Regions from separate parts of the Homo sapiens genome. Here region 1 is linked to region 2. A link is an interaction called in ENCODE POLR2A ChIA-PET data of the cell type or tissue named here. Cell type or tissue: GM12878. All regions are shown on one strand. Each heading gives the region's core, and the rest is flanking DNA. Links, peaks and the distances in the headings are about the cores only. Region 1 overlaps TMEM106B (transmembrane protein 106B). Region 2 overlaps THSD7A (thrombospondin type 1 domain containing 7A).

Evidence for each region. Peaks named below come from ENCODE experiments on the same cell type or tissue, not always from the same donor. Only the 100,000 strongest peaks of a DNase experiment are listed, where the experiment ranks them.
Region 1: POLR2A ChIA-PET joins it to region 2 with 5 read pairs; 2 of 35 experiments call an interaction of 5 or more read pairs at or near these places.

The regions. Positions count from the first base shown.
Region 1 is chr7:12,220,263-12,224,674 of GRCh38, forward strand. It overlaps TMEM106B (transmembrane protein 106B), which reads left to right. Exons shown (of 8, transcript NM_001134232.2): 4 at 3,964-4,123. Among named protein-coding and RNA genes, the nearest start is that of TMEM106B, 11 kb to the left of the region's middle. RefSeq lists a silencer at 2,748-2,948. In GM12878, for the core only: no CTCF peak of the experiment used is centred there; no DNase peak of the experiment used is centred there.
Region 2 is chr7:11,610,821-11,615,232 of GRCh38, forward strand. All of the region lies in intron 2 of THSD7A (thrombospondin type 1 domain containing 7A), which reads right to left. Among named protein-coding and RNA genes, the nearest start is that of THSD7A, 220 kb to the right of the region's middle. In GM12878, for the core only: no CTCF peak of the experiment used is centred there; DNase peaks (open chromatin) are centred at 2,165 and 2,661; H3K27ac peaks cover 395 bases.

The sequences.
Region 1 (4,412 bases), core at 331-4,330, 610 kb after region 2:
ACTATGATTTTGAATGCAGAAAAGATAAATTTGACAGATGAACTTTTACAGGATGAAGACAAAACCTTAACTGAAGTCAAAATACAAATAGCAAACTAAGTAGTAAAGTTTACAAATCATATCACAGACAGAGGGCCAATATCCTTACTCTATAAAGAGCTTCAGAATTTGAGAAGAAAAAGGCCAACCTCCAAAGCAAAATAGAAGCTATGAACAGCTAGTTCACAAAAAAGAAATGCAAATGACCTTTAAACATTTGAAAAGATGTCCAATCTTGCTCATAATAGAAATGCAAATTAAAGCTACACTTAGATGCCATTTCTATCACAGTGGCAAAAATCCAAAATGTTGACAACATACTTTGTTGGCAGTAGTGACTGAAAACAAGTATATTCATTCCTTGCTAGTGAATGAAAATTTGGCATTATTTGCCAAATTACATCTGCATTTACTTTTTGGCTCAGAAATCCTACTTTGAAAAATTTATTCTCAGGATAGTTGTCAAATATAGTAAATGGTATTTGCGCAAATTATTTATTGTGCCAATGTTTGCAGAAGCAAACAACTGGAAACAATGTAAATACCAATAATAGAGGACTGATGGAATAAGATACTATGTGTACACAATGGTAAAATGGAAGGAGAACTATATTTTACCACAGTGTGATATTGACAATATGTTTTTCTTTGAAAACACCACACACTCAAACCCACACATATACACACAAAGAGACAAACAATGGGATGATAAACCAAATCTAATACAATTGGTTCACCTCTGAGTTTGGGAAGGAATTTGGAAGAGGGAGTGGATAAGCAAGTAAAGTGTGTGTGTGTGTGTGTGTGTGTCTGTATCTGTGTACATTTTTTTTACATAACTTAAAAGATGAAATCAAAAGTAACTGCCAAAAATTGAGACAAAAGGAAACATTATTCTAACTGTATATGAAGTTGGTGACACTAACAAAACTGAAATAATTATTTTAAGTGACTTGAAAACATTGTGCTGTGACTATAAATGTCGGGAGTTGTGTTCCAAATGGCAAAGAGAATCACAACAAATTTTAAACTGTACTTAATAGTTGCATTATTAGGAGTACCTTTGATGTAGTTTGGAAATTTTATACTTAAATAAGTTATTATGTAAATGCCTTAGGGAGCAAGAGTTTTAGCAATAAGACCAAAGAGATACAAAATCAAAGAAATTGAATTTTCCACTTTTGACCCAAATAGAATAATGCCTGAAATACCCCACCTGAAATCACTGTAAAACTGGACAAATATAGTAAACAATATTTTCAGACATTGGACATCAGCCAGCACAGGGCAGTGATTCCTGAGAAAGCAAAAACAAAGGAGATAAGCCCTATGATTGCACCAGCAAGCCCTGTGATTGTACCAGCTTACTGTCTGAGAAAGGTTCCAGCCTGCAGCACAAGGAAGGAACCAACCCAGGCAGAGCTCAGTGGTCTTCCTCAATGGAGATGGAACTGGGTGTCCAGAAAGCCAAAATGACTAGAGTTAGCAGGGCAGAGTACCAGAAGGTAGAGAGCTGGAGAGGGTGCTCTTAAGCCTGCAGCTGTGTCCTGATCAACATATATGTGTGAGGAACATACCTGAGGCTGAGGAAAGACCACCCAATAGGAGCAGAGAGAATAGTCCTCAGAGCTCACACAAGGCCAAGAACAGTTGTTGTTTCTCAATTTGTAATAAAATTATAATATTTTGGGAACAACTTTGGGTCTTTATTTCTTTACAAATTGAGTGATTTGTAAGATTATTAGAAAATTATATTTATCAATTGCTTTTGTCTGTATACTTTAGCTATGTCATTTAATCCTCAAACATGGATTTTAAAGAGGAAGAAAAGTAAATTGCATTAAATACTGCAGGTAGGAAATGGCAAAAATGGAATTCTAACTTGATTGCAGATATACCACACAACTTTCATAACTTCATTAGCACCTTATAACTCCCAGGATTTGGTTGCTATCACTAGAGCCATAAGAAAAATCATTACTAGTTAATTTTGTAATGGAGACATATATTTTGTCAGTAAACTAGCCAACTTTTCAATTTGGAATGAAATACTAGATGGAATGTTGTTTTATTGTCCCACCAGGTTCAGTAATGTTCGTTATGGCTACAAACGTGGTATACAGAGTAATTTAGAACATGATTCATTTATTCACAACTAGGACTGACTTATAAGCCCTAAGGACTAGATTATGATGGATTCACCCGCCCATAAGTAATTAAAAATAAAACGCTGAAGTGTAGAAAATCCAACAAAGTTCAGATTTTATTATGATGATGTTAAACACTTCTTATGCCTTTTTATGTATTTTGGTGTGTTATAGATACTATAAACGTGTTTAAATTTCCTATTAGGTAATCCAGTGGGGATCACTACCCCTACTCAGGTTGAGAGAGTCCAAAATGAGTGAGTGGGAACTGTTTTGATTGCTCAAGACAACAGCATGGACTTAGTAGCAGTGACTTAGCAAATTTGTGTTTGCTTGTATTATTTTGTTTTTTAATAAACCAGTTTGCTCTGTTCTTAACTTGGGCAACTTAAAACACTAAGAAATATTTATAAAATATCTGCAGGAGGCACTTTAATTGCTCTTGTAATACATACAAAGATTAAATCCATCAGAGCATTTAGAAAGGAAATGGTGGCGGAGAGTGGAAGAAACAATAAAATGGAAAATTTTTGTATAAGTAGATTGTAAGGAAAATAAGTAATTGTCATGCAAGACTCAAAAACAAAAAAAGGATGTTGTGGGCATCCAATAGAGGACTTGTATGTTAGAGAGAACAGGAAATAGTTATTTGAACTCTGGTTTTGAGGTTAACCTTGAAAAGAGGAAGTTTTTACCTACAAATTTTTCCTTGTCTTATACCTGCATGAAATATCTTTTCTTGATTAGAAAAAGAAATGTAACAACACCTTCAAAGCAGAGTTGATCAATGTAAAAAAAATCTTAAAAACTGAGTATGTAAGTACTTTGAGATGAGAATACTCAAAAAAAGACTAATTATAGTAAGAATCATTGATGAGCCATGTGGTTGTGTCATTTTTTTTTAATTTTAAAAATATGGAGGATGTGCAGGTTTGTTACATAGGTAAATGTGTGCCATGGTGGTTTATTGTACCCATCAACCCATCCCCTAGGTATTAAGCTCAGCATGATTAGCTATTTTTCCTAATGCTCTCCCTTCCCCATCATTATTATTTCTAAGATGGTTCTGATGAGCAGTCACTTTAGGGGATCATGTAATGGCAAAACTTAACATGTGAAAATTCTGCTTCAGTGAATTCAGAGGGAGTTTTGAAATGTGCGTTTGTATGAAGCTCCTCAGCTTGAATCTAATGTGAAAACTGCTCTGGCAGTCAAAAAAGTAAATGTTCTATTGTTTTTAAGCCCAAAATTTCAGTGTCCAAAAATGTGATTCCTTTTTTTTTTTTTTTTGGTACAGAGTCTCGCTCTCTCGTCCAGGCAGGAGTGCGGTGGTGCGATCTCAGTTCACTCCAACCTCTGCCTCCCGGGTTCAAACTATTCTCCTGCCTCAGCCTCCTGAGTAGCTGGGATTACAGGCGCACACCACCACACCTGGCTAATTTTTGTGTTTTTAGTAGAGATGGTTTTTCACTGTGTTGGTCAGGCTGGTCTCGAACTCCTGACCTCTTGATACGCCCGCCTCAGCCTCTCAAAGTGCTGGGATTACAGGCGTGAGCCACCGCATCCCGCCGATTTCATCTTTTAAAGAGAACATCTTAACACTTAATAGACTCAGACTCAACCATACCCAATACTTTCAGATGTGAAAATTTGGTAACATTTAGCATCTTATATATGTTGCTGCTGATATATGGGGGAAATTGAACATACCTTCTCTAATGTTGTGTTATATAATTTCTGATGCACATGTACTTAAATACCCTCTTTTCCTTTTCAGAAAGCTGTATGTGATGGCTTCTGTGTTTGTCTGTCTACTCCTTTCTGGATTGGCTGTGTTTTTCCTTTTCCCTCGCTCTATCGACGTGAAATACATTGGTGTAAAATCAGCCTATGTCAGTTATGATGTTCAGAAGCGTACAATTTATTTAAATATCACAGTGAGTATAAATTTATATGAAAAATGTTTAACTTCATTCTTTTATCCTATTAAGCAGCACCTTTGTCCCCATTGAGAAGAGATGTTTGTTAAATGTGACACTGGTCAGTGTGCTTTCTGTATGTCTTTTCTGTATTGACGTTCTCTACCATTTCTGGTTCTGCTAAAAATAGCAATAATAAATACTGGCAATTCTGTATATACAGAATGATTTAGCATTTGAAAATGTCTTTAGGAGGGTAAAATAAACTAAAAAAAGAAAAAAGGTATTACAATTTACTTTTCAGCAT
Region 2 (4,412 bases), core at 342-4,341:
ATGGAAAAGTGCCCATTGTTGGCTATATTTTTATCTCATTACACTTTTCACTATGTTCCAAGATGTGTACTTCACAAACTGAAAGCTATTTCTCTTTAATGGTAGAAATCTCTTTTGTTGAATTTACAAGGAAGAGGATGCCGAAGGGATATTAACACAAAGAACAGCCAGATTCTCTATTTAAATGCCTGTTTGACACGCTATAAGACAAGCATGAGTTCAAGTTATAAATTAAAGTATAAATGGGAAATAACCACAGATGTTAAGGGACCTTGCTTCAACCTCTATTTTACATATTTGTCAATACTATGATAATCTGGAAATTTTTTTTAAGTTAAAATACAGTTTTCTTTTATATATCTCAAGTGTTAGAGAAGATCTAACTTAATCAATATTTAATGTGCAATAAAATAAATGAATCCAATTATTTTAGAAGAGGGAAGCAATGTATTAAGTATATGCAGATGACACTTTTACATATATGGATTTTCATTTTGGGAAGGGAAGATCTATTACAATGTATTTTTAAATCATTATTAAATCAGCTACATATTTTATGATAACTGCTTAATAAGGCTATTCTTCAGAGTGTACTAATTCTAATATTAATGGATAATTGTGTACTAAGGCAAGAGATCTAGTATATTACTTGTGAAAATAATTATATTAAATGTTTACAAAGTAATAAATATTAATGGTCAATTTTGTTAATATTAATAATACCTATCATCATTGATTTAATGGTTTGTTAGGCATTAAACATCATTATTTGTCCAGAAAAGCTACTATGAATACTGTACTTATACTCATGCATTCATATTTTAAATTTATAAATTTAATAATATTATAATTTACTAGGCTTTAAACTTTTTATAAAACTAAGTAATATATGAAAACACAGGAGTGTTTTGAAGGTTGTAGGTTAATCCAGAATGCATTGCTACAACTAGCCATAAAGTACCATAAAACACACACACACACACACACACACACACACACACACACACACACTATCATCTGTCTATCTATCTATCTATCTATCTATCTATCTATCTATCTATCTATCTGTCTATCTTTCCTGCTCCCCTGAAAGATATGGTAACTGAGACCCAGAAATATCAAGTAATAGTCCAAACTCATAGAATTGCTGCTACTGGCCCTCTAGCTTTCTAATTGCTGCCATATGGAGCTCTCTGAGAAGGCTTGAGCCCTTCATGACATTGCCCCCAACTCCAAACTATTATATCCTGAATTACATAAGGAAAAGAGTCCAGATTCTGGCTTCTGGGATTCCGTGTCCCTCCAAAGGTTCTACTGAATCGCACCCATGATGACCCCATGCTGTTCTCCCTCTCCATAGCACGGCCTAACTGATTCTGACAGTCATGACTGACCGTGACAGTGTAGGGCCCATGCTGCAGGCATCCCAGGGCACAGCAAGCTCGACTGACACCACCACCACCAAAGTAATCATCCCAGCTCTCACTCTCTAGGTTCCCAGAACTCAGGAGATGAAGAGGTCTCATGGAAAGTCTCCTCATTAGGTACAAATAAAGAATGCAGAAACAGTTCTCGTCAAAGAAGTCATGTCACACATCCTTTCTCAGTGTTTTGCCTCCTTTTTATATTCTTGAAGTAGGTATGACAGTCAAAATCTGTCACACATGTGACCAGATACTTACTTGTGAATATATATGTGTTTCCTTGAGACACATTGCAAATCTTCAAAAGTAAACATTCTTAGACATTAATATTTGTTTAAATTCATGTATACAAATTACTGAGAAAGTATCAGAAGCGATGTTATTGAGTCAGACATTTTAATATAGTATATTTTAACAGTATTACCAGATCATCTTCCAACATGACAATCGTAATTTATATTCTGATAAGCAGTGTATGAGTCTCATTTCATCATATCCTAACCAAAACCTAATGCTATCAAACTTTTATAGATATATTTTTAAAACTGGAAGGATGATAAGTGGTTAACTCTTAGTTGCCTTACTTTGCATTTCTCTGATTATTAGTGAGGATGAATATCTTATTATAAACCTGTTGACCTTTTGTATTTCCTCTTTGCTTTCATGTGGTAAGGAGGGCAGGACCGTTTCACTATCTTACCTTTGGGCTACATCAACTCTCTTTGTCACAGTTTCATCTACAGGGATTTTGTTTATGTCATTATCCCATAGGACATCTATATAGATGTCATTATGTCAATAAAATCTCAAAACCAGAAAGTAGTAAGTTCCCTAGAATCTTTGGTAAAATATTTGAGTGTTAGAGGTGGGAAATAGATATAATAAAAATTCAGGGGATTCCCACCACATTGAGGTTTCTGGGTATCCCACAATCTTGGACTTATTACATTCAAAGTAAAAGACAAATTGCAATACCTTGCTTTTCCTAACACTAAGAAAGAGACAAAACATTTGATGGAACTCTCTGGATTTTAGAGAAGCATACACAACATTTAAGTGTTTTGATTTGATCCACTTACAAAGTAAACTAATTGGCAGCCCTGGGTGAATCTCAGAGCAAAACATACAAAGTAGTTTCAGCTCATTTAGGGTTTAATACCAGCAGCTCTGAACCTGGCTGTTACGGCTCAGTGGAACTCATAGTCATGTGATAATAACATATGGGGCTTTCAGGTTGTTGTGCAGAGTCATATCTTTCCTTTATTTCTGAAATATACCTCTCACTCCTATGAACGTCAGTCAGTTTCTTTCTACAGTCATTTCAGTGTTCGTTCATGGAAAAAGTAGTCAGACTAGTAAGAATGAAGATTTGTATGGGCCCCAAAATATACACTTCTTTTTACCAAAGTTAACTGGATACAATCACTTCAAGTGTTTTTCCCATCAGCAGTGAAGGATAACCCTAAACTCTGGCACAGCGCCACACTCTGGGTGAACAATTCTACGATCAGCAGTAAATTGAGCACTGAACTCTTTTGTCCTAGAAGGGGTAGTAGTTTGATCTCCCCTGAATTAACAATTATTTTGCTTATGGATTTGCCTATTATGTCTCCCATGCTTCTGTCAGTGCCACCCTTATTCAAGGCCTTTTCTCAGTCATGATGTCCTATTGCTTCTGAATAGAGAACTTATTTGCAAATGAACAAAAGCAATACGATGACCATAATGGAATTCTCTGGTCTTAACACATAACCCATCATCCAGGAGTAACTGACCCTGTGGAAAGATAAAATGGTCAAAAGAATTTTCAGTTAAGGTGCCAACTGGGAAATAATTAGTGAAGTTGGGATGTTTTAACTGAACCATCAGCAAATATATGGTATTATTCTTCTCAGAGCCAGAAGATATATTTCCAGGAATCAAAGGGTAGGATAGGGAGTTACACCTAATAATCCACTGGAAAATTCTTGGTTGCCCTTTAACTATAACTCTGGACATCCTGCCTTAGAGATTTTAGTTCATAAATGGTGAGCGCTTCCACTAGGAGACAATACTTCCCGTAACTTGAAAGCTGAGGCAGCCAACAAGCTGTCTGTGGTTCTTTGTGCCTCTACATCAAATGGCAACAAAAAGGGGAGATTTACTTATTTGGATGTGGTGATTACTTATTTGGATGTGGTGATTGGTGGTGATCATCACAGGCAAATTGAGTGGCTGATCCAGAATGTATGTGTCTCCCAGTACTGCTGTAGCTGGTGTTAGGAAGGCGGATCTACAAGCTCAAATCAAGAGCATTAAAGTTTGGGGTCACTTCCCAAGATAAAGAATACTGAATAGCTGGATATTCTAGCTGAAAGCTAAAGAAAAATTGAATACACACAGAAAGAATTATGTTTTATCACAACTATAGCCTTGTTATCAATGACAGAAATTGGGACTGTGCTAGCTTGTCTTGTTCTAGTATTTTTTTTTATTAATTACATTATTTTTTACTCACTATTTCCTATTATAATTTATATAGAGTATGTTGGTGGTGAATAACATAATGCACATTAAGATAAATTTTGGATTATAGCCAAGTTAGAGAAAAAATAAACATCAAGAAGAGATGAAGTGCAGTGACTAATGAGACTTTGGGGAGAAGGTGAATATATTTTCCTTTGTAAAAAAGAAAGTGAAATTTCAATAATATGTTGATGATGTTATTGATATTTGAAATATTGGATTGGAACCAATGTTTTATAAACATCGAATATCCAAAGGAGGGAACTGATTATGGCAAATTTCATAGACTGTCTAATTCCATTCTATTTCAATCTCCTTGGAGCATGTCTTCTTATGAATCACAGGCTGGAAAGATGCAGACTACATATCTCTGGCTCCCTTGCAGCTTGAGTTCCACATGTGGCCTAAGCTTCATAAGGTGTATGCAACTGCGTGCATCTTGGAAGGGATGTAAACACAACTGTATGCAACCAAGGGACATGA